Linked DNA regions of Homo sapiens: region 1 is linked to region 2. Evidence: read pairs that join two places in POLR2A ChIA-PET (ENCODE). Cell type or tissue: PC-9. All regions are shown on one strand. Links, peaks and the distances in the headings refer to the core of each region. The heading gives the core; the rest is flanking DNA. Region 1 holds the start of TRS-AGA1-1 (tRNA-Ser (anticodon AGA) 1-1). Region 2 holds the start of LOC124901292 (a long non-coding RNA gene).

Evidence for each region. ChIA-PET counts read pairs that join two places held together with the same protein. Peaks named below come from ENCODE experiments on the same cell type or tissue, not always from the same donor. Only the 100,000 strongest peaks of a DNase experiment are listed, where the experiment ranks them.
Region 1: POLR2A ChIA-PET joins it to region 2 with 10 read pairs; 5 of 35 experiments call an interaction of 5 or more read pairs at or near these places.

The regions. Positions count from the first base shown.
Region 1 is chr6:27,533,474-27,543,799 of GRCh38, reverse strand. It overlaps TRS-AGA1-1 (tRNA-Ser (anticodon AGA) 1-1), which reads left to right and starts at 1,944; the gene lies at 1,944-2,025. RefSeq lists a silencer at 1,917-1,966. In PC-9, for the core only: no CTCF peak of the experiment used is centred there; a DNase peak (open chromatin) is centred at 5,259; H3K4me3 peaks cover 2,975 bases; H3K27ac peaks cover 847 bases.
Region 2 is chr6:27,659,122-27,669,447 of GRCh38, reverse strand. It overlaps LOC124901292 (a long non-coding RNA gene), which reads left to right and starts at 875. Exons shown (of 2, transcript XR_007059535.1): 1 at 875-1,100; 2 at 1,320-2,476. It overlaps TRI-AAT8-1 (tRNA-Ile (anticodon AAT) 8-1), which reads right to left and starts at 865; the gene lies at 792-865. RefSeq lists silencers at 711-900, 647-929 and a cis regulatory region at 489-1,007. In PC-9, for the core only: no CTCF peak of the experiment used is centred there; no DNase peak of the experiment used is centred there; H3K4me3 peaks cover 1,053 bases.

The sequences.
Region 1 (10,326 bases), core at 685-8,684, 120 kb after region 2:
TTATTTCTAATTGTGATAGTGAAAAATAGATATTAAAATGAGAGTTGTTTATTATTATTATTGCTCCATCTGCCTAATAGGTCATTACCAAGCCACTAGAAACGACATGCTGGAAGACTGTAATAGTTCTGGGAAAATGCTTGTGACATAATGTTCACTGACAAAAGTAGGAGGCAATAAGCGTGACTTAATCTACGCAAAATTTTTGCAGGTAAAATCCTGCGGTGAACTCATAATGGATGCGTGGAGCGCTGAGAAGCAGTTGGTCTTCACAGTCTCGTGCAGGTCTCTCCTCATGAGTGAAAGAGCTCTTTCAGAACACAACAAGAACCAGAATATTGCACTTAGTGTTGCAATTCAATACAGGACTCCTAGACAAGCGACTCAAAGTTCCTGGGCGCTGGAGCTTGCCCACTAGCCACTGATATCCGCGGACATCACGTTCACACCTAATTCTCACGAACCCGCAGAAAAGGAGTATTGAATTGAGAGTCCAAGCAACCTCAAGTCTGTAAATGCCAATGGGAGAAGCAACGGGAAATAAGGGAACGCATGAGAGTGGGGAGTCATCTGCATTTAAGCACAATTAATATCTAAATCAGGAGCCTCTTCGATGGCGTTCAACTGACTTGCTCTTCCAAAAGAACGGCTAAAACTGGACTGGCGCGGGCTTGCGAGGTGAGGAGGGGGGCTCGTTTCTATCCTAACTGGAAAAGATGACTCTGGAGAGGTCTCCGACTCTTCAGCCAAACATGATTCCCGTAAGTTCTGGTGAAGGACGCGAGACCATTCCCAAGAGCCAAAGCCTCCAGCCACTCTAGCCCAGGGAAAGGGAGGAATTCAGAACACAGGTTTCCAAAAATCTTAAGGAGAGTCCAGCACAGAAAAATGCAAAAAGATGAAAACACATAAATGTCAGGATAAATCTAGGTAAATTAATAAGGTTGATTCTTGCTTCAGATACTACAAAATGGTTAGGATCAGCTAATTTTCCCCCAGTTGCATATTTCATATTTGTGGAGTACTCCTCCTTAAAAGGTAACATCCTGGTACATAGAGAAATGACAGTTTGGCTTACTGACAAATATTGGATGATGACAATTGCCTCGCCCTTTTAAGGCTTACTGTTGGCATACACTGCTTACCGGTTTAGTTTCATAAATGGATACCTGAGAAACATGTTTAAAATCTTGTTGATTTTGCTCCTGTAGAGCACTTAGAAATAATGCTGAAGGCACAAATAGAGTCCATGAGCAAAGAGCAGTGAACATCATCTAAGAGGTGTAGGTTACTGATCTAAATCTAATTCTCAGGTGCTGTGTAGGTTTGCATTCTCATCTTAGCCCCTCATTTCCTTATTTATGATGTAAAGACTAAGTGAGGCCAAATATATAAATGAGGGTATTTTGCAAAATGTGAGGTCTTATATACATGTCAGTGACTAACATTATTTTGCTAAAAGTATATCCTGGAGTACATTTCACATAAGCATTATAGAAGTGCACCTCATTCCTTTTATCAGTTGCAGAATCTTCCATTCTATGGATCTTCCAAAATTTATTTTAAAAGTCAAACATCAATGGCCATTTGAAGTTGTTCAAATTGTCGCTATAACTCAGAAATTTGCAGCGAATGTTAGAGCGTGTCCCAGTTGTTGCGGGTGTCTCCTGCATCCCCATCCCCTGAAGGAGCAGGAAGCTTGATCTCTGGGAATGCATCCTGCTTAGTCTCCTTCTGTCAGAACGTCAGAATAAGGGGTCCTCCCAGGTCTGAGGATAAAGTGTTACTTGTCAGTTTGAAACAACAGCATGATAATCATCTAACTAATGCCAAAGAATAAGAAACATTGACAGCAAATACAATTTCTGGCAGAAAATTTGACCTTTCCAAGAGAGCTAAAGTTCAGTACAGTGACTTATGCTAATGGGCAAAGCATTCTTTGTGTAGTCGTGGCCGAGTGGTTAAGGCGATGGACTAGAAATCCATTGGGGTTTCCCCGCGCAGGTTCGAATCCTGCCGACTACGATAACGTTTCCCTTTGCAAAAGGGATATAACACCTTATCAGATGGGATATCCTGACTTTGTCTTCCAGGAAGAAGCCTGGTTGTTCCAACCTGATCAGACTTTTTCTCTTTATATGCCCACTAAAAATACTCCGCCACCTTCCTGAAACAATGAGGAAAATGTGTACTTATTTGAAAAAAAAAAAAAAAAAAAGGTAATTCCACCAGAGTCTTACTGGTGTTTTACCCCCAAGAAAAGCCAAGGTGATGCTATCATGTTTCCTGCAATCGATGCCCTGTTTTGAAGGCAGCTTTCCTTAAAAATTGTTGCTAGGAGTGTTTGTGTCTCACAGAATTGTTCCCTTGTTAGGGATCTACTTCAGTAAAGTAAACATCCTCATTCATACAGAAAAGGAAATTCCAGGAAATCCAGGATCAAATACAAGTGAAAGCAAAGACTCAGATATGGTCGCCAAGATGGGAATAACTTGGGCTTTATTAAGCAAACAACTAAGCAATTAAATATATTAAGTAAGGCAATTTTCCTTGAAATCATATAAAAACGAACTGACGACGTCAAGCCAGACTGGCTTGTCCAGGTGTCCAGGACGATGATGAGGCAAGAGGTACTGAAAAGAAAGTGAGGGTGTTACTATATTCAGAGCACGGAAAGATAATCAGCTCAGGTGCAGAATCACATTGTGTGATTAACAACTATGGTTAAATAATGCATTGGAATTATGCATTATAATTAATTATGGTTAAATAATGCAAAGGAATGCTAGCCACAGTTGAGTACTTTTTAAGGAATTCCTAGGGGAATTCTATCACTGCCTTGGAAGCTTAGTGGAGCTCATCCTCACTTCTTGCCTTGCTGCATCTTCTTTTTTATTTGTTAGACCTCCCATTCTCCATTTTCTATATCAGAGATCAGTTACTTGTGCCTTCTTGGATAAACTCAATCAGTTTAGCCAAGCATTTTGCAACTTTATTAGTTATTTTTTTCCAAACTAAATTTTGGCTTTTTTTTTTTTTTTTTTTTTTTTTTTTTTTTTTTTTTTGCTTATCTCCATCTTATGTTTCAATTTTATTGCATTAAATCAGCCATTTTCTTCTTCATTTCCTTCCCTAAGATTTCTTTGGATAAAATTTGCTAATTTCTAATTTCTTTCAATGGATCTCAGATTATTGATGTTCAGATATTATTTTATTATTAATTATGTATTTAAGAGTTTAAGCATCCAAGTGCATTTTGGACTGCATGAAACATATTTCATAAGTATTATTTTCAATGTCATTCTTTTGAATATAATTTTTATTACCATTTAGATATCTTCTTGGAACCATACGCACATTTTCTTTCTTTCTTTCTTTCTTTCTTCCTTCCTTCCTCCCTCCCTCCCTCCCTCCCTCCCTCCCTCCCTCCCTCTCTCTCTCTCTCTCTCTTTCTTTCTTTCTTTCTTTCTTTCTTTCTTTCTTTCTTTTCTTTCTTGTTTTTTTTGAAACGGAGTTTCGCTCTTTTGCTCTTCTTGCCCAGGCTGGAGTGCAATGGCACAATCTCGGCTCACCGCAACCTCTGCCTCCGAGTTCAAGCGATTCTCCTGCCTCAGACTTCCAAGTAGCTGGGATTACAGGCGTGCGCCAGCACACCCTGCTAATTTTGTATTTTTAGTAGAGACGGGGTTTCTCCATGTTGGTCAGGCTGGTCTCGAACTCCTGACCTCAGGTGATCCGTCTGCCCCGGCATACGCAAACTTTTTAACTTCTAAACATAACACAATTTTTGATTTCTAATTGATGTCTAGCAAAATGTACTGTGGCTAGACCCTAGTATTTATCTCTCAGACTGTTCAAATTTTGGAAACTTACTTGAAAATCGGCAAGGCAAAAGTTTTTTTTGTTTTGTTTTGTTTTGTTTTTAGTTCCATGTATACTTCAAAAAGAAACTTGTCTTCGGAAGTTGAGATGCCACTGGGCGCGGTGGCTCATCCCTATAATTCCAACACTTTGGGAGGCTGGAGTGGGCGGATCACTGGAGCCCAGGAGTTCCAGATCAGCTTGGGCAACATAGTGAAAACTCGTCTCTACAAAAAAATTAGCCGGGTATGGTGGCAGGCGCCTGTGTTCCCAGCTACTCCGGAGGCTGAGGCGGGAGGATCACTGAGCCCGGGGAGGTCGAGGCTGCAGTGAGCAGTGATCCCACCACTACACTCCAGCCCGGGCAACAGAGTTAAAAAAAAAAAAAATTGAAGTGTGTAGTGTTCTTCGTATGTAAGTTAGGTAAAATTCAGGAATAGTTTTGTTTAAAACTTTTACATCTTTACTGTTTTCCTTCCCTCTTCTGCTTTTTGATTAGTTTCTGAGGGATATATATTGTGTTAAAATTTCTAAGTATGATTGCGGCTTTATCTGATTCTTTCTTTCTTTCTTTTTTTTTTTTTAGACATTCCGGCTCTGTCGCCCAGGCTGGAGGGCAGTGACGCGATCTCGGCTCGCTGCAAGCTCCGCCTCCCGGGTTCTGGCCATTCTCCTGCCTCAACCTCCCGAGTAGCTGGGACTACAGGCGCCCGCCAGCACGCCTGGCTAATTTTTTGTATTTTTAGTAGAGACGGGGTTTCACCGTGTTAGCCCACCGTGTTAGGATGGTCTCGATTTCCTGACCTCGTGATCCGCCCGCCTCGGCCTTCCAAAGTGTTGGGATTACAGGCGTGAGCCACCGAACCCGGCCTTTTTTTTTTTTTTTTTTAATTTTTACCTTATATATTTTAGGAGTTCCTAAATTTTACCTCGTACAGTTTAGGAGCTTATTTTTTCCCTGTATCTTTTTGTTTTCCAAAGCAACAAGAAATTCTAAACAAAATGCTGCTTATGAAATATTTATAAATCGGCAATGGCAAGTATCACCTTCAAGTGGCACAACAAACAAGATAACACTCAGTGAAAAAATCTGGGCTTAAATTACACAGAATTCAGAATACTCATAAAGTGTTAAGAAAAAGAGCATTACTTTGCTTTTGTCTCCCTCTTGCTTCTTTTCTCAACAAGAAAGGAAAAATATCCTAAATTGAGGGCTTCCTCTGAGTGGAGGTCTCACAGTAAGGGTTGAAAAGGAATTTAATCATCCCTTAACCAGCCAGGTTTTATTTTATTCCCTTCTGCTGGACCTATATATGTGTCATTCTAATGTCCCAAAGGGTAATGCGAGGAACCAGCACTCATAAGCTCCCTCAGAAAAGAGAGAGAAACTCAAAGAACTGGTTTGACTAGGATCTCAGCTTTGGGTGTGTAATTTTGGCCTCCTAATTTACAAGGCTGAGATTAATGAATCATATGGCCACAATTCAAAGGTTTTTTTTTAATTCAATTTTTTTTTTTTTTTTGAGATGGAGTCTTGCTCTGTCGCCCAGGCTGGAGTGCAGTGGCACAATCTCTGCTCACTGCAACCTCCAGCCTCCAGCCTCTTGGGTTCAAGTGATTCTCCTGTGTCAGCCTCCCAAGTAGCTGGGATTACAGATGTGTGCCACCACGCCTGGCTAATTTTTGTATTTTTAGTAGAGACGGAGTTTCGCCATGTTGGCCAGGCTGGTCTTGAACTCCTGACCTCATGTGATCCACCTGCCTCGGCCTAACCAAAGTGCTGGGATTATAGGGGTGAACCACTGCAGCCAGCCTCAAAGGTAATATTTTTAAAGCAGCTTCATGTTTAAGATCATGTTTGGTGATTTTGAACCTTTTAGTTAAATTCAATTATTTGACATGGAAGGAAATTCAAAAGGCAGGTGATTCCCTGCTCAGCATCCATGGTCTTCCACAGTTTTTGTGAACTCCTTGATAATGATTTCTCCAATTGTTTTGTATCAGGGGGCATGTAAAGTGAGAGAGTTCATACCTTTTTTCCTATTTGGCTTGGACTTTTTATTTTTCTTTTTAAAGAGACGGGAGTCTCTCTATTTTGCCCAGGCTGGCCTCCAACTCCTGAGCTCAAGTGATCTTCTTGCCTCAGCCTCCCAAGAAGCTGGAACTATAGAGACATGTAGTACCTTATCTGGCTGTGCCTTGGAATTTTTAAGAATTTAAAAATCTCTTTCCCAATAACTTCATGACCATGAAGTGGAAGAGAGAATTGCCAACTGCTTTTTGTTGTTTTGGGAAATGCATAAAATACATATATGAGAGATGTCTCTAATTGTTACAAAATTCTCTGAGACAGGCCAAGCATCTGTTTCCCCAGTGGCAAAGCTATACTCACTACTATACCAAGGTGAAAAGGGTTATTGGAAATTGCTGTGCTCAGTGCCATGGTCCAAGTATATTTCTGATATTCACAGACCAATGCAGGCACATGCATACCTAAAGCATATGACTTTCCAGGCTTTATCTGAGCCATGCTGCTAATTTCGTTGCTAAACTTAATCTTTCCCTTTTCTTTCATGTTGTGGCCCTCCAGAATTAATCATTCTCCTTTAATGATCAAGGCCCACAAGCATAAATCTTGTACCCGAGAAATGGTAGACTCACACTTTTCCCCAATCAAACTTTCTAATGCTCATCCACCTGGAAATTGCAGTTTTCATTTTTATTTGTGTATTCCACCCTCTTTGTGCCATTATGCTGCTGGCCACAAGCAGTTTCCTTAAACTCTCCCTGTGTGGGCTTGTTTATATTTGTAGAATATTCCTCCTAATAGACACCAATCACCATAAGGTCAGCAACTGTGCTTGTGTTTTGTTTACCTTTGTGTCTATAGCACTAAGCACAACACCTGGCCCACCACAAAAATTTAATATTTTCTACTGTGTGTGTTTGTGTGTGTGTGTGTGTGTGTGTGTGTGAGACAGAGTTTCGCCTTGTCGCCCAGACTGGAGTGCAACGGCGTGATCTGGGCTCACTGCAACCTCCGTCTCCTGAGTTCAAGCAATTCTCCTGCCTCAGCTTCCCAAGTAGCTGGGATTACAGGCGCCCGCCAACACGCCTGGCTAATTTTTTATATTTTTAGTAGAGACGGGAGTTTCACCATGTCGGCCAGGCTGCTCTTGAACTTCTGACCTCAGGTGATCCACCCGTCTTGGCCTCCCAAAGTGCTGGGATTACATGCATGAGCCACTGCGTCCCGCCTGTTTTCTACTATTTATAGAAAGAATGACCTTCTCAGAGCTCCTAATTGAATGTTTAGTTCACAGTAAGAACCTAGTTTAGTATATTGCCTTACTTGAATCTGCTGATTGTTTTAGTCCAAATTCTTACTCATCTCATTCTTTGTCCTCCTTCTAAGTTATATTCTCTGTTAGAACAGCTCTAAGCCAGTCAAGTGGCTGCCCACAGGGCCACTAGCTATTACTAGGTCTGAGGAGGCAGTTCAATTACTGAAGGAGAGAAAATTGTATTCCTCATGTTGCAATTTTAAATTTCTCTAGTTTTTAAATTTCTATTGGAGAAATTCTTTTCCTTCTCTACATTCTTGGTCTGTATTTATGTAGAATAATGTTTCCTTGATTTGCTAGATCAAACCTATTTATATATTGATTGCAGAGAGTCCAGAGCCTATCCTGTGTAGAAGGTGATGGTTGTAAGCATGTCAGAATTAAATTTAAAATTCACTGTAACCTAAAACTAATGTTAAAATTGATCTTTATATGTTTTTCTCTTTGAGTCTGTGGGTAAGAATGATTAAACTCCTTTGTTTAATATCAGCTTTTTAAAAAATCCCACTTACCAGAACGTCTTCTTTCTACTGTCTCCCTCCAAGTGGGCAAGTGGGCCAAGGTGCTCTGAAGGGATGTATGGACTCTCCCTGGGGTGTGGGGGTGAAGGTCAAGAAGTGGGGTAGGGGAGGGAAGACAGTGACATTTTCTTCTGTTAAACCGGTGACCACTATCCATCGAATCACAGAATACAAATTTCTTTTTGCAGCATAGGTTTTTTTCCAAACAGTCACAGACAGTTGAACACTTGGAAATGCCTCCTTTAACAGTTGAAAATTTACAATGCAATAAAATCGTCTTTGCATCATGGCTATGGCATACACTGGAGTCCAGCTGGGTAGGGTCAAATTCTGAGACCTGTGATTCTTTACTCTAGTAAAAGCCATTTGCTTCTCCCCACTGCCCTTTAGGGTAACAATCTGGGATGGCTACTCTCTCCTACCTTTCCTTTGCCATTGATGGTACAATAATGATCAGTTCTTGGTATATCTTCTATTCTTCTTGGTACCAAGGAAATTTTTTTTTTGCAGCAGAGCTTGGAAGGACCCTGTAGGAGCTGCCTAGCAGTTCGGATCACAGAACACTGTTCCCAAGTAAGTTTCAAACTATTTTAGAAAAGAACTCTCCATAAAACCTGAAATATGAGAATAGTATTTTAAACTCTGTGTTTTCCATGGCTCTTTCTCTAATGCTTTCCCTTTAAGGGTGATGTCCTTTTATCTTGACATCATCACACTCAAAAGCAGGAACACTGTAATCCCAGCGCTTTGGGAGGCCAAGGCGGGAGGATCACGAGGTCAAGAGATTGAGACCATCGTGGCCAACATGGTGAATCCCTGTCTCTACTAAAAATACAAAAATTAGCTGGGCGTGGTGGTGCGCGCCTGTAGTCCCAGCTACTAGGGAGCCTGAGGCAGGAGAATCGCTTACCTGGGAGGCCGAGGTTGCAGTGAGCTGAGATTGCGCCACTGCACTCCAGCCTAGCAACAGAGCAACACTCCATCTCAAAAAAAAAAAAAAAAGAAAAGAACAGAAAAGAAAAAAAGGCAGGAACAACCAGGCAGTTGAGGAAATGACATGTGAAGCCATGGTCTGATTCATGAGCCCCTCTAGTGAAAATCAAGCAAGCAGTGAGGGAGTCCACAGTTGAGGTGGAAGACAAATAAAACCGGAGAGTGTCTTCCATTATTCTGTGAGCTTTGAAGATGGAGCAATGAAAAGTCAGCTTATAGAACTAGATCCCTAAAGCGGTACTGTTTGTTCTCAAAATATAAAAAATATGAAAGAAAAAAATAAAAATAAGTTTGACAATACCCTTAGCAGTATGGGACAGGCAAGGCCTTGAAAGTTATTTGCTTTAGGTAAACATGCACCTGTTTTATTTATTTTTGTATTAATTTTACATGTTCATGATTTATTGACAATTTTTTAGTAGCCAAGAATTCACAGAAGGGAACAGTGGTTTCACTTTATTTTTTATTTTTTAATCTTGTTTTTAATTGACACATAATAATTATACATATTTACAGAGTACAGTGTGATGATTTGTTACATTTATACATTGTATAATGATCAAATCATGGTATTTAGCATATACATCTCAAACACTTATCATTTCTTTGTGGTGAGAACATTCTTGTCTGTTTATTTTGTAATATACACTATGTGGCTGGGCAAGGTGCCTCATGCCTGTAATCACAGCATTTTGGGAGGCCAAGGTGAGAGGATCACTTGAGGCCAGAAGTTTGAGACCAGCCTGGGCAACACAGGGAGACCTCATCTCTATTTCAATTAAGAAATTTTTTTAAAGAGATATACACTACAGTATTATTTACTATGGGCACCATACTGTGTTTCCTTATTTTTCTGCACTGACTGTAACACTGGTTTTCATGACACTGTCCATCAGTGTGTCTCGTTTTCCATGTTACGTTCTTGTCTATAAGACATCTTTTCTCTTCCTTAGTAGTAGGAAGAGAAACAAAACAAAACAAAACAAAACCCTTCTAGAACTCGATGGCATTATTCAGAAACTAGATCAAATGCTGTTCTTCTACAAGGCAAAATTCTGTAAGATCAATCCTTGCTCAAGATCTCTGCTCCAGCCCCAGAACCTGAACTTGAGTCTGCATGGGCTTTCCAGAAAAAAGCATCCAGAAGGAGAGAAGCTCCTATTTATGCTACCAACACTCCTCTCTAAGATATGTTTCTGTTGTTATCATTGTTAAGACGGAGTCTTGCTTTGTCCCCCAGGCTGGAGTGCAGCAGCGCGATCTCGGCTCACTGCAACCTCCATCTCTGGGGTTCAAGCGATTCTCCTGCCTCACCCTCCCACGTAGCTGAGATCACAGGCACACGCCACTATGCCCGGCTAATTTTTGTGTTTTTAGTAGAGACGAGGTTTCTCCGTGTTGGTCAGGCTGGTCTTGAACTCCTGACTGCAGGTGATCCACCTGCCTCGGTGTCCCAAAGTGCTGAGATTACAGGCGTCAGCCACTGCGCCCACCCATTTAAGATATCTTTTTGAACAAATTTATATTTTCAATTTCTGATCATATATGTCAGATGGAATACTTAACTCTACTATTAGGAATTATTTCCTCAAAAGGGCTTTAGCATT
Region 2 (10,326 bases), core at 1,654-9,653:
CAAAACCTCGTATCTTGCTGCTATTAGTATCACACTCTCACCAAGTCACTGGCCACGCTGAGCCTGCTTTCCTTTCCCTATCGAAACTCGTTTAAAGCGTCAAAATAATATTGTCTCCCTTTCAATATTGAGAATGAAAAAAATAGAAAAAAGTATATATTGCTTCCTAACGTTTCACTAAAAACTAAACAGGCAAATGTCATATCTCTTCTTAATTCCCCATTCCCTAAAACACACCCACCTAGCTGCCGCACTACTCCAACCCAATTTTCTTCAGTACATTCTTCCTAATGCTTGCATCTTTTTTGTTGTTCTTTGTTTGTTTTGAGACGGAGTTTCGCTCTTGTTGCCCAGGCCCAGGCTGGGGTACTATGGCACGGCCTCAGCTCACCGCAACCTCCGCCTCCCGGGCTCAAGTGATTCTCCTGCCTCAGCCTCCCTAGTAGCTGGGATTACAGGCATGAGCCCAGCTTATTTTGTATTTTTAATAGAGACGGGGTTTCACCATATTGGTCAGGCTGGTCTCCAATTCCCGACCTCAAATGATCACCCCGCCTCGGCCCCCCAAAGTGCTGGGATTACAGATTCGAGCCACCGTGCCCGGCCTGTTCTTTTCATTTTTCACAATAAAGGGAAACGAACGTAAATAGCCTTCTCGCTTGACGAATAAGAGGGCGTCTTAATTTCGGATTCAGAGCACCTGGGATTCGATTCGGAGCACCTGTGATTCGACAGGCTTAAATTAAAAGGCCTCCCTTCAGGTAAGTGAAGGGCCCCACTATGGCATCCAGTGGCCCGTACGGGGATCGAACCCGCGACCTTGGCGTTATTAGCACCACGCTCTAGCCGACTGAGCTAACCGGCCACACGAATGCGCTGCTGTTTTAAAGGAAACCATATATAAATTCGTTGATATTTTTGTTTTTCTAAATAAAACAGAACTTTTTTCTTTCTTACTCCTTTCAAGAGACCTTTGAGACTATATTTACAGACTTTAGCAAGGAAGTCCAAACTATTTTAACTCTGAGCCAGACTAGAAAATTCACGGAGAAATTTTTGACAGAGGATGTGGAAAAAGCGCTGTAATAGGATTTTCAATGGTGAGTGAAGGGAACCTCCTCTTTTTATTTTATTTTTGTTGTTGTTAGACAACAAATTTTTTTTTTTGAACGGCACTGCTCCTTGCGGAGTATGGCTAATTCAAAGGCAGTACGCCCAGAGTCGGCAGCCTTCTCTTTTTAGAGTCATGTCAGTGTACTGGATCGCAAGTTGCAAACTTCCCTTTAGTGACTTGTAACTTAAGGACTTATTATTTTCAGGTTGGTTCAAGACAACGCCGCCGAAAGGAAGGCGAATGGGGTTGAGGGAAAGAGCCGCGCCTTCTCAGTGTCTCTGAAGTCACAAACATAAGCACTGATGTAATCGGCGAAGATATTCAGGGGTGGAAACTGAGGTAGCCCAGCAGTACCGGAATTACATAGTAAATCTGGTATGTTTTTTGAGGGTGGTAGAAAAGGGCTACAGAGGTTTGCAGAAGGGCAAGGTTGTGGTGGCACCCCGCTAGGTATTAAGTCTCATTTAACAGCACTTGCTGTGTGTCACTCAAATTCTAACTTGGGAACCGAAGGATTTCAGCCCGAGTTGGAGAGGCCAGAATAAGTGAGATACGCTCTTTCATCCTTGGTCAGGCTACTGGTTTCATCACCTGGAGACAAGTTGAAAGAAACCTCCTGCAGCGTCAGGAACTATCTCTCTACATGTGCCTGGGGTTTCCTTCGTGTTTTTGGAACTTTCAAGATCACTGACGCCTAATAAACTTTTAACGAATATATTAGCAGTTAAATGAATCAGCAAGTAACGATTTTGTTGATTCTAAAACTGACGCTGGCGCGAGGAAGTGTTGGAATTCCAGTGTTACTCTTAATGTATTCAACGGTTAAAGACCGAAGTACCACCAGGAGCTTCGATGTTTTTCATTCTTCTAGTCCTCAAGAGGTTTTATCCTAGGTGTCAAGAACTGAGGCTTCTACTTGCTCAAAAATCACCTGAAAGTAAACTCTCTGATACAGTTCCTGCAGTAACACATCCTCTTCACCGGTCGCAAGGAATTACATTCTGGCTTTTGAGGATCCCTCTTGCACATTCTGACTGGTGTTTATATACCTCCGAAGTTCACATGTAAAGCCATACCAAGGGAATGAACTTGTCATATATGACATCAACACCGGAAGGATTACCCTTTTTTCTCCTTCAGATAAATGGGAGCTAATCTTCTAACATTCCTGTACTCTGTCCTGAGGCTTGTTGGTAGGCAGAGCTCTTCATGCTGTCCTGACTCTAACAGCACCAGCCTGGGTACTTGCTCTTTCTTTTGTAACGAAAACCAAATACTATTGAAGAAAATCTGCACCTGGGACTAGAGAAATCACATTTTTTGCTAGTAACACCTAAGATTAAAATCTGTTCTTCTACCCCACCCCCACCTTCAATTGTGTTTCCCGGATCCAAAAACCGTATTATTCTTTACTTTGCTTCAAATGAAATACTATGTGTTAACGTTACCAGCAGTAATTCCAGACAAAAAGAGGAGTTCAATACAAGGTTTTCTGTCCTTCCTTAACCGTAAACATGATATAAAATGAGGATCAAATCTCCGTTAATCCTAGATCCTAACTATCCCCATATCCTCCTCAGAGACTATCGAATTTCTTACTTTCTTATCTTCCCTAAAATAATCTATGCATAATCAAGCATATCATTACTATCTTCACCTGCATTATAGGCAACACAGCGGAACATCTGTCACAAGTGTCTTGTAAGATATATGTATTGTTTTCTTTTTCTTTCTTTTTTTTTTTTTTTTTTTTTTTTGAGACGGAGTCTCTGTCGCCCAGGCTGGAGTGCAGTGGAGCGATCTCGGCTCACTGCAGCCTCCGCCTCCTGGGCTCAAGCGATTCTCCTGCCTCAGCCCTCCCCAAGTAGCGGGGATTACAGGCGCCCGCCACCACACCCGTCTATTTTTTGTATTTTTAGTAGAGACGGGGTTTCACCATGTTGTCCAGGCCGCTATCGAACTCCTGACCTCAGGTGATCCGGCCGCCTCAGCCTTCCAAAGTGTTGGGATTACCGGCATGAGCCACCGATCTTGACCATGTAAGATAATTTCAAAATATTTATGTTATATTCCAGATTAGGTTATTTTAATTTTCTAAGACTGCCTCAGGAAAAATACTGAATCAATACTAACAATTTTTTTTTAAAGAAATGTGGATGACCTCACCGTGTTGTCCAGGCTGGCCTTGATTTATAGAACCAAGTGATCCTCTCGCCTGAGCCTCCCAAGTATCTGGGGCCACTGTGCTCCCGCACCTGCCACTGTGCCCAGCTCATTTATTTTACAATGTGAATATATATATGCGCATATATGTGTGTGTGTGTGTGTGTGTGTGTGTGTAATCACATATAGCCTTAGTATTACTAAAATTCAGGTTATTTTTAATATGTCCTCTCTTGCGTCTCTGCACAGTAAAAATGACTAGCTATGCACTGGGACTGTCCCTGCAACTGAAAACAACTAAAATGCTGTACAAAACAAGCAAAGCTTCTAAAAAAATTCAAAGTGCTGATAATAATTTAAGGATTTAACAGACCAAATTCTGAGTGAAAGTAGAAACACAGGGAGTTAAGCATAGAACTGAAAGTGCTTGGCCAGGCGCCGTGACTCACTCCGGTAATCCCAGCACCTTGGGAGGCCGAGGCGGGCAGATCACCTAAGGTCAGGAGTTTGAGACCAGCCTGGCCAACAAGGCGAAACCCCGTCTCTACTAAAAAAATACAAAAATTAGCCTGGTGTGGCGGAGGGCCCCTGTAATCCCAGTTACTCGGGAGGCTGAGGCAGGAGAATCGCTTGAATCCGGGAGGCGGAGTTTGCAGTAAGCCGAGATCAAGCCACCGCACTCCAGCCTGGGCTACTCCAGCCTGGGCGATACTCCGTCTTAAAAAAAAAAAAAGTGCTTATGCCCTGATTCTTATGTGTTTCATAACATCATGACATGTAAGTGTGGCCGGGCATGGTGGCTCACGCCTGTAATCCCAACGCTTTGGGAGGCCGAGGTGAGGGGATCACGAGGTCAGGTGACCGAGACCATCCTAGCCAACATGGTGAAACCCCGTCTCTACTAAAAATACAAAAAAATTGCTTGAACCCAACAGACGGAGGTTGCAGTGAGCCGAGATCACGCCACTGCACTCCAACCTGGGCGACAGAGCGAGACTCCATCTGAAAAACAAACAAGCAAAAAAACATGTAAGTGCACACTGAATGAGGTACTGAATAAGATTGCTTTCTTCCCCTCAACGAATTACTAAAACCTGTGGAGGAGCTCATGTTTATGGGCGTGGAACTGCGTTTTGTGAAATGACTTACAAGAGCCCTTTTCATTATAAAGGCAAATGCATGTATTCCCTTACCATATAAATTAAATGTCAATATGGACTTACATATTGGTAGATGGCTGACATTTGGTGGAGGGCCAGTATTACACAGTTAACGCGGCCAAACATTAATTTAGCAGAGTCGACATGTACAAAAGAGTCCGGAAACAGCTGTCGAAACCCGGAATTGAACCAGAGACCTGCAGAAGATCTTCAGTCTAACACTCTCCCAATTGAGCTATTTCGGCCATCTATAAGGAATGAGTTGGTTTTTTTTTTTATTCTTTTTTTTTTTTTTTTTTTTTTTTTTTTTTTGTCAGTTGCTTTCAAATCGCCCTTCATGAACACCCTCCTAGTTTCCCTTCTGGGTGCTATATTTCAGAGAAAGTAAAACATATGTGGTTCCTTAGGAAATTAATTGGATGGGCATAGGGATTTTGTGATTCAAAACTTCCTGCTGAAATGGGATGCTTCCTAGAATTGAAGACACCACCAGACACCACCATCTGGGATAATTTCTTTTCTTTTTTTTTTCTTTTTTTTTTTTTTTTTGTTTTTCTGAGACAGTTTTGCTCTTGTTGCCCAGGCTGGAGTGCAATGGCGCGATCTTGGCTCACCGCAACCTCCCCCTCCCGGGTTCAAGCGATTCTCCTGCCTCAGCCTCCCAAGTAGCTGAGATTACAGACATGCGGTACCACGCCAAGATTTTTTTTTTTTTTTTTTTTTTTTGTATTTTTAGTACAGATGGGGTTTCTCCATGTTGGTCAGGCTGGTCTCGAACTCCCGACCTCAGGTGATCCGCCCGCCTCGTCTCCCAAAGTGCTGGTATTACAGGCGTGAGCCACCACGCCTGGCCGGAAGTATTGAGTTTTAGGAAAAATGAAGTATTATGCACATATATTTACTTGAGAATATACATTTCTTTTTGGCAAATTCTACCTAATATAAGGCTAAACACACTAATCTAGGAATAGTAATTATTTCTGAGAAAGGGAGTGGCATTGCAGGTGAGGAGATATTTTTGCTGTTTTTCCTGTATTGTGTAGAATATTTATATTCAGAAAATAGCCATTATTTGGATAATTAAAAGAATAATAATTTGGCATATACTATATTAAAATACATGAGATAGTTGAAGTCGACAAACCTTACCTCCTACGTAATGTAAAACTTTATACTATTTAGTTATTGACAAAGCCAAACACAACCTTCCTCTTTTTTTTTTTTTTTTTTTTTTTGGGACGGAGTCTCGCTCTCTCTCCCACTCTCCCAGTCCTGCAGTGCAGTGGCGCGATCTCGGCTCACTGCAAGCTCCGCCTCCAGGGTTCACGCCATTCTCCTGCCTCAGCCTCCCGAGTAGCTGAGACTATAGGCGCCCGCACCACGCCCGGCTAACTTTTTGTATTTTTAGTAGAGACGGGGGTTTCACCGTGTTAGCCAGGATGGTCTCGATCTCCTGACCTCATGATCCATCCGCGTCGGCCTCCCAAAGTGCTGGGATTACAGGCGTGAGCCACCACGCCCGGACACAAACCTTCCCCTTTTGCCTGAACCTGCTGATAGGCAGACCGTTCCCTTTTATTTCCTAGCCAATCCAGTTCTCTGTTTCATGAGTGATTAGCTAAAATTAGAACTGTTTGTCTCTGTGTTGCAGGTCTCCAAGACTCACTCCTAGGTTCAATGATTGGCTAGAAGGGCTCACAGGACTCAGCATATAATCATCCTCACAAGTAATTCCAAATGTAAATAACGTCACCTATAACTTTTGAAGTTATATTTTTACCTCACCTTCCTCCACCTATTTGTACCACACCTTCCCCAACTCCCTGGCAACCACTGATCTTTTTTACTATCTACCTCTCTTTATAAAAGTCTAAGCAAAACCATCCTGCAGAGTACACTCTGATCTTCAGATCCAGAGTGCTCTCCCAGTTGTAATAACCAAAGACAGAAATCAACCTCCTCACTTACCGAGTTTGGTCTTTGTGTTAGTGCTGTGAGTCACAAAGGAGTGAAAGCCTCCCTCAGACATCCATCTTCTTCACTCAGGCACTAAATCCTCTCTAGCTTGTTCTGGTCCTCCCCTGACTGGCAACTTGGGGATTTCACACTGAGGCCAGCTCCTGACCCCTGAGCTACAGGCATCTGTCTGTGGTAGCACAGTAAGGATTTGATTTTGATTCTTTGAGGGCTCCCTTGGTTTGGTTTTGTTGGTGGCTTTTGTTTAACTTGGTATTATGGATAAATCTAAATCCACGCCTCAACCCCTTTCAAAAGCTCTCACGCTTTGCCACTGTGCTAACAATTCAGTTAATTACCTCTCATGCTTTGCCACTGTGCTAATAATTCAGTTAATTACCTCTCATGCTTTGCCACTGTGATAACAATTCAGTTAATTACCTTTAAAAAATGGCAGAATTTAACTATTAGGAGTAGCTCTTCTAATTCCTTGATAATTTAAGATAATTGAAGTCCATGTTTTAAACAGCTAAGGTCATTTACAATTATGTTATCCCCTATCCGCCTATGTTTACCTTTTTTTTTTCTTTCTTTGAGATGGAGTCTTGCTTTGTCCGCCAAGCTGGAGTGCAGTGGCGCCATCTCAGCTCACTGCAGCCTGCGCCTCCCGTGTTCAAGCAATTCTCCTGCCTCAGCCTCCCAGGTAGCTGGGATTACAGGTGCCCACCACCACACCTAGCTAATTTTTGTATTTTTGTAGAGATGGGGTTTCACCATGTTGGCAAGGCTGGTCTCAAACTCCTGACCTCAGGTGATCAGCCTGCCTTGGCCTCCCAAAGTGCTGAGACTACAGGCTTGAGACACTGCACCCGGCCGCCTTTTTTCTTTTCTTTTCTTTTTTTTTTTTTTTTAACTACAGCTGCTAGCAGCTCTAAGAAATTGTGTTTACTTTTATTATTATTATTATTATTATTATTATTATTATTATTCTTTTCCTTTCTTGAGACAGGGTCTCTGTTTCCCAAGCTGAAGTGTAGCTCTCTGCAACCTTGAACTCTTGGGTTCAAGCAATCCTCCCACCTCAACCTCTTGAGTGGCTGGGACTACAGATGTGTAGTCCCACTATGTCTTGCTAATTTTTTAAATTTTTGTAGAGACAGGGTCTCACTACGTTGCCCAGGCTAGTCTGGAACTCCTGGCCTTAAGTGATCCTCCCACCTTGGCCTCCCAAAGTGCTGGCTTTTGAAATTACAGGCTTGAGCCACCATGCCAGGCCATGTTTACCTTTTTAAATAAACTTTATATTTTAGACCATTTTTAGATGTATATAAAAATTGTGCAGAAAATACAGAATTCCCATATAATCCCTTCCCTAACTTCATTTTGAGCTAGTGTGCAAAGTGTTTTTAACATTAACATCTTGCATTAATGTGGTACAGTGGTTACAATGAATGAATCAATATTAATACAATATCGACCAGGCACAGTGGCTCATGCCTGTAATCCCAGCACGTTGGGAGGCCAAGGTGGGCGGAGTTTGAGACCAGCCTGGCCAACATGGAGGAACCCGTCTCTATTGAAAAAACAAAAATTAGCTGGGCGTGGTGGCCGGTGCCTATAATCCCAGCTACTCGGGAGGCTGAGGCAGGAGAATTGCTTGAACCCGGGAGGCAGAGGTTGCAGTGAGCCGAGATCGTGCCACTGTATTCCAGCCTGGGCAACAGAGCAAGACTCCGTCTTGAAAATAAAAGACAAAAAACAAACAAACAAAATATGCACGTAGCTAGGCGCCGTGGCTCACGCCTGTAATCCCAGCACTTGGGGAGGCCGAGGCGGGCGGATCACCTGAGGTCGGGAGTTCGAGACCAACCTGACCAACATGGTGAAACCCCGTCTCTACTAAAAATACAAAAACTAGCTGGGCGCGGTGGTGGGCGCCTGTAATCCCAGCTACTAGGGAGGCTGAGACATGAGAATAGCTTGAACCCGGGAGGTGGAGGTTGCAGTGAGCCGAGATCGTGCCATTGCACTCTAGCCTGGGCAACAGAGACTCTGTCTCAAAAACAACAACAACAACAACAAAATACAAAATAAAAAAAATGCATGTAAAGTTCCTCTATGTCTTTTAATGACTTTATAGCTGATTTCTTTTTGTCATTGAACAATATTTCATTGTATGGATATACCACAGTTTGTTCATCTATTCACCTATTGAAGGACAGCTTGGTTGCTTCCAAGTTTTGAAAATTATGAATAAAGTTGTTATAAACACTCATGTGCAGGTTTTTTGTGGACTTAAGCTCTTTAATTCTTTGGGTAAATATTAAGGAGTGCAATTGCTGAATGTTATGGTAAAAGTATATTTAGCTTTTAAAGAAACTGCCAAATTGTCTTTCAAAGAGATGGTACAATTTTGCATTTCCACCAGCAATGAATGAGAGTTGGTGTCGCTCCACATCCTCATCAGCATTTGGTGTTGTCAGTGTTCTGGATTTCGGCCATTTTAATAGGTATGTTGTGTTATCTCATTTTTTTAAAATTTGAATTTCCCTAAACATATGCTGTGGACCATCTTTTCATATGCATATTAATCATCTGTATATCTTCTTTGGTGAAGTGACTGTTAAGGTCTTTGGCCATTTTTTCATGGGGTTGTTTGTGTTCTTACTGATGAGTTTTAAGAGCTCTTTGTGTATTTTGAATAACAGTACTTTATCCGATAGGTCTTTTGCATGTATTTTCTCTCAGTCTGCAGCTTGTATTTTCATTGTCTTGGTGTTATAGTGTTTTTGATCACTAGCATGTCTTTTTGGTTCTTTCTTAGAATTTCCATCTCTCTGCTTACATTGCCCATGTGTTCTTGTATGCTGTCATCTTATTCTTAGCATCTTAATCAGTTGTTTCAAATTCCTGGTTTGAGAATTCCAACATCCCTGTCATATCCGAGTCTGGTTCTGATGTTTGCTCTCTCTCTTTAAACTGTGTATTTTGTCTTTTTTTATATCTTATGTTTTTCTTGATAGCAGGACATGCTGTGCTGGATAAAATGAGCTGCTATAAGCAGGCCTTTAGTAATGTGGTGGCAAAGTGTGGAGGGAGAAAAGCATTCTGTAGTCCCACAAGTAGGTCTCAGTCTATTAGTGAGCCTGTATCAGTGGACTGTGAGCTTTAAACATGCTTTTTAGGTTTTTCCCCACTTTCGGTGGTACTGGATGGCTAGAGTGGGCTGGAGTTGGTTATTTCCCTTCCCGCAGATCCATCGGGCTCTTGATAAAACCCCAGCAGGTTAGATCGAGATTAAATGGTTTCTTCTGAGGGCAGACCTTGTTAAGAACAGAATGGGCCGGGCGCGGTGGCTCAAGCCTGTAATCCCAGCGCTTTGGGAGGCCGAGGCAGGTGGATCACCTGAGATCAGGAGTTCAAGATCAGCTTGGCCAACATGGCGAAACCCCGTCTCTACTAAAGATACAAAAATCAGCCGGGCGTGGTGGCAGGCGCCTGTGATCCCAGCTGCTCAGGAGGCTGAGGCAGAGAGAACTGCTTAAAACCCAGGAGGCGGAGGTTGCAGTAAGCTGAGATCGCGCCGCTGCACGCCAGTCTGGGCGATAGAGCGAGACTCCGTCCTAAAAAAAAAAAAAAAAAAAAAAAAAAGAACAGAATGATCTGGCCTGTTGCAAACTGGTTCTTGCCCTACCCGCTACCAGAGGAGATTTTTCTCCCTCATTGTGAGAACTTGGTTGAGCTCCTGAGATAAAATTCACAAATTTGTAGCTGGAGGTTTTTCCCTGAGATTTGTCCACAGAAAGCCTCAAGCAGTTTCTTAATTACAGCTCAGGTGTCCCTCCTCTAGCACTGATTCAGGTGGAGGATTTTGCTCTTTGGGTTTCCGGTCTGGTAAGTTGTAGTACTCCGTATTTGCCTTTCTGTCTCTCC